Linked DNA regions of Homo sapiens: region 1 is linked to region 2. A link is an interaction called in ENCODE POLR2A ChIA-PET data of the cell type or tissue named here. Cell type or tissue: A673. All regions are shown on one strand.

Region 1 (2,500 bases), 200 kb after region 2:
GTAGCTATTTAGGTTGATGTAAAAGTAATTGTGCAGTTGTGCAATTACTTTTGCACCAACCTAAATAGAACCGGCATTCCAATCAAGAGCTGAGTCCAGGCATTCCAGAATAGTCCACTCTCCCCAATGATGTTCATATCTGACCACAGGACACTCCCTTTCCCTCTCTGCCCTCCCAAAGGATCACAGCTCATCTCCCTCGCTATGAGGTTCACCCCTTTGGGAGCCTCAGATTTGCTGAACATGCATCTTGAACATCCGTCCACATTTGCTGTCTTTTTTGTTTTGTTTGAGACAGAGTTTCTCTCTTGTCGCCCAGTTTGGATTGCAATGGCACGATCTCGGCTCACTGCAACCTCTGCCTCCCGGGTTCAAGAGATTATCCTGCCTCAGCCTCCCGAGTAACTGGGATTACAGGCACCTGCCACCATGCCCGGCTAATTTTTGTATTTTTAGGAGAGATGGGTTTCACCATGTTGACCAGGCTGATCTCGAACTCCTGACATCAGGTGATCCACCTGCCTCGGCCTCCCAATGTGCTGGGATTACAGGCGTGAGCCACCTTGCCCGGCTGAGGTGTGGATGTTTAATCATCATTTTGGGTGTTAGTTAACTAGACAGTTAACCAGTCTCTGGGGGCAGTTAATAGCTCTGCCAGTTCTTTTAAAGGACAAAAAATTTTCCAGAAATTATGCATTCTTGTCCCTTTCCCTGTCTGTGTAGCTGGAGTGGAATCAGGGGGGCGGGCATTGTGATGTCGTGGGAAACGGACAAGGTTCGGAATCAGACAGAGCTGCGTTGGTATTTCAGAACTGTTATTGTAAGAATGAAATAAAGCTATACATGAACATGAGATAATTTTTGCAAAGCTCTAGGCATGTCATAATAATGGCTGACACTTATTAAGTGCTTCCAATTGGCCAGGCACATAGCTGAAACCTTACACCCCTTATCTCATTTACCCTTGTTTACCACCCCAGGAGGTAGAGGCTATTAGTATTAACATTTGATAATGAGACAATGGAAAATCACAGAGGAGATGGTGTCACAGCTGGTGAGTGACGGAATTGATTTTTGGATCCAGGTTTCAAAGGCTGTGTAGTTTCACCATTACACTATGAATAGTAGCCGTTATTATTATGGCTACCATGGCTACTATCATGATGTCTATTATGATCTCATAAAAATAAGAGTGTCATATATTTAATTTCTACTATAAGTAGGCTCCAGGCCAGAGCCATTTCATAATAAATGCCTTGGGATATGTAGAACATCTCCTTGGTTCTGATTCTCCGCTTACCAGGCAAATAATAGACTCAGAACCAGGAAGGAGGTTCAGGAGAGAAGACTCAAGGAAATTCTTAGAAAAAAGACAGACCCATAATTTCTTCCCTGATATTGGGAAAAAAAGACCTTATTCATGCTTGTTCATATTTTAGAGTTTCATTTATATATGCCTGTTTGGTTTTAAGCCCCATCCCCTTCCAGTTGACTGGATAAGAAATCATAATAAGTAACACACGTGTGCACCTACTATATACCAGGTACCATTCTAAGCATTTATGCATTTTTTTTTTTTTTCTGAGACTGAGTCTTGCTCTATTGCCCAGGTTGGAGTGCAGTGGCACGATCTCAACTCGCTGCAACCTCCACCTCCCAGGTTCAAGCGATTCTTGTGCCACAGCCTCCCGACCACCAGGCCTGGCTAATTTTTGTATTTTTAGTAGAGACAGGGTTTCACCATGTTGGCCAGGCTGGTCTTGAACCCCTGACCTCAGGTGAACCACCCGCCTCAGCCTCCCAAAGCACTGGGATTACAGATGTGAGCCACTGCGCCTGGCCACATTTACGTGTTTTATCCTCTTTAGCTATCTAAATGACTTTATGAGGTGCCTAATGTTATTTATTTATTATTTTTTTGAGACGGAATCTCGCCCAGACTGGAGTGCAGTGACGCAATCTTGGCTCACTGCTTGCTCTGCTCACGCCATTCTCCTGCCTCAGCCGCCTGAGTAGCTGGGATTAAAGGCGCCTGCCACCATGCCTGGCTAATTTTTTGTATTTCTAGTAGAGACGGGGTTTCACTGTGTTAGCCAGGATGGTCTTGATCTCCTGACCTCCTGATCTACCCGTCTCAGACTCCCAAAGTGCTGGGATTACAGGTGTGAGCCACTGTGCCCGGCCTGAGATGCCTAATGTTATAATGAGGCAATGTTATTAATATGAGGAGGAAATTGAAGCTTAGCCAAGTCACCGATTTACTCAAGGACACAGCTTGACATTTACCAGCTGACCCCAAAGACAAAGTTCCTAACTACTATTATGAATTACACTCTCTTCAACAAGTCTGTATTGTGAACTAAGTTCTTTGCCTGGTCGCTTCATGATCATTTTATAGCCTACCCCCTACTATTGATGTTGGCAATGAACTGGACCAGTGGCTTCTCCATTAACTATGCTTCCCCATGGCATGTCCCAGGGGCACCTGGGCAGGGGAAGG
Region 2 (2,500 bases):
CACCGTACTGTGTCAAACTAAAAGGTGCCTCAATGCCCTTCAAAACAGATGTTCTAACTGACTTTTTAAATACCTGAATTACAATGATTTCTTACCCCTCAAAGTATCTTTCTAGGGGTAATAAAGACACTTTGGGGGTATTTCATTTAAAATACCTCCTTAACAAGTAGTCTGTTGGCTTCAAAAGACCCTTTCTGCTTGCCAGTTTTTTTGACCCCAGACATGAAAGGCATGGATGAAATGAAAAACAGAATGAATCCGAGAAATGGAGAGTAAGAAAGGTGACAAGGGTCATTTATAAACACTTCATATTCAGCTTCCAAACCTCTCACACTTTAATTTCAGAACGAAGGATGTTTTGTTTTTTAGGGGTCGGTGTGCAGAAAAGTTTCTCATATATAACAAAGATTACTTGATATTCATTTTGAAATACAGTCTAGAAACAAGCAGGATTCTTGTCTAAAATCCATGGAATTCTGACCCAAGCGTTTCAGTCTTATCAAGATTTAAGGGTCCTATGCCAGGCACAGTGGCTCAAGCCTATAATCCCAGCACTTTGGGATGGCCTTGGGAGGCCAAGGCAGGAGAACACTTGGGCTCAGGAGACCAGCCTGGGCAACATGGCAAAATCCCCATCTCTACCAAAATAAAATAAAAAAAAATTACAATAAATTAGCCAGGCATGGTGGTGTGTGGCTGTAGTCCAGCTACTTGGGAGGCTGAGGTGGGAGGATCACCTGGGCCTGGTAGGTTGAAGCTGCAATGAGCCAAAATTGTGCCATTATACTCTAGCCTGTGAGGATGTGTCTCCAAAAAAAAAAAAAAAAAAGATTTAAGGGACCTAAACATGCACATAATTCCAAAACTGTAAGGAAATGTTTTACAGAAACATGGTAGATTAGGGATTTTAAAATTATAAGAATGAAATTAAGAAACTGGACCTTAACTGTGATAAAAAGATTACCATAGTTTTCTTTAGTAAATATGTTGAATATCGGTGCTAAAACCAAATGGCATTCTACTCAACTGCCTTGTGACATTGGATACTATTTCCCATAAAACTAGTTAAGTAGCTACCATCAATATCTCTTTCTCTCTTAATTTGAGGACTGCATAAAATACACATTTTCTCCCTCAAAGCTCCCTTTTCTTAACAAACCGAACATCAAAGCTTTCTCCAATAAAGGGCAGTTCACATAAATATAAAAAAGAAAATGTGCTGGGCAAAAACACATTCCTGGCTTTCTGGGTTTGAATTACGTATCATTTATTTCCTGGGCTAGGAAAAAAAAATTGGTTACACAAAGTCACAAAACTCTTAAATTTCCGGACAGGATTCTTTTAACTATAACTTACCCAGTCTAAAGTTGCATTCACATGCCTGTAATCCCAGCCCTTTGGGAGACCCAGGTGGGTGGATCACTTGAGGCCAAGAGTTCGAGACCAGCCTGGCCAGCAAGACAAAACCCCATCTCTACTAAAAATACAAAAAAAAATTAGCTGGGTGTAGTGGCGCATGCCTGTAGTCCCAGCTACTTGGGAGGCTGAGGCATGAGAATCGCTCAAACCAGGGAGGCGGAGGTTGCAGTGAGCTAAGATGGTGCCACTGCACTCCAGCCTGGGTGACAGAGTGAGACTCTGTTTCAGGGGAAAAAAAAAAAAAAAGCTGCATTCAATTGTTGGGTCGAAAAGATGGATAACGCCTAGCCCTAATGATTCGATTGTGTAATACTCCAGTAAAATATGAAACCTGAATATATGACGATTAAAATTGCCTTAATATCCTTTAATTCCATTCATATTGTCTCTCCTCTCATTCATAAATACTCAATATGTCAAGATGGCCCAAACTTCTTATAAACCCATCTGTTCTGTGAAATGTGACTGTTGTAGTTAAGGGATGCTTGTGAGGCACTTAAATAAAGCTATTTCTCAACTGTTCATGACCACCACCAGTTTTTCCTCTCCTTAGGCAGAGGATTACACATAGCTCCAATTATCAAAGGGTATGACACTTGTTTTTAAAAGGTGGGGAAGCAGACAGTATTTTCACATAATATCATTTGAGCAAATAAATTCTTCCTTAATATTTTTGAGTCATGATATGCCAGCACTGCTGTTCCTTAACCTAATACAATTATACTTAGGTCTGCATTGTAAATGGAAAACTGGTCTTCTACATGACAAGATTTACTCTACCTAAACTACAGGCTGGAGGTGGGGGACCTCCCATTTCAACTAAAAGAATCCATGTCACACCTTAAGTGTGATAAAAATTTAGTGACTAAAAAAATACCCTAACCTAATTGTAACTTCACTTCTTCTCATTCCATCAGTAACTTTTAGAACACCGAACTGCTAAAAAATACACATCAGCATTACTGATCTGAGAAAAAGAAACCAAAACAAGTTCAGAGTCAGGAAAGACTGCTTGTCACATTTATCTACTGTTAAGTTCCCAATATTATCAAAATACTTTTGAAAAGGAGAAAGAATCTAA

What was found. Peaks named below come from ENCODE experiments on the same cell type or tissue, not always from the same donor. Only the 100,000 strongest peaks of a DNase experiment are listed, where the experiment ranks them.
Region 1: POLR2A ChIA-PET joins it to region 2 with 5 read pairs; 1 of 35 experiments calls an interaction of 5 or more read pairs at or near these places.

The regions. Positions count from the first base shown.
Region 1 is chr16:24,343,492-24,345,991 of GRCh38, reverse strand. All of the region lies in intron 1 of CACNG3 (calcium voltage-gated channel auxiliary subunit gamma 3), which reads right to left. Among named protein-coding and RNA genes, the nearest start is that of CACNG3, 88 kb to the right of the region's middle. RefSeq lists an enhancer at 1,959-2,460. In A673, no CTCF peak of the experiment used is centred here; a DNase peak (open chromatin) is centred at 981.
Region 2 is chr16:24,541,622-24,544,121 of GRCh38, reverse strand. The region is part of intron 1 of RBBP6 (RB binding protein 6, ubiquitin ligase); the gene reads right to left. Among named protein-coding and RNA genes, the nearest start is that of RBBP6, 3.3 kb to the right of the region's middle. In A673, no CTCF peak of the experiment used is centred here; no DNase peak of the experiment used is centred here; H3K4me3 peaks cover 1,756 bases; H3K27ac peaks cover 712 bases.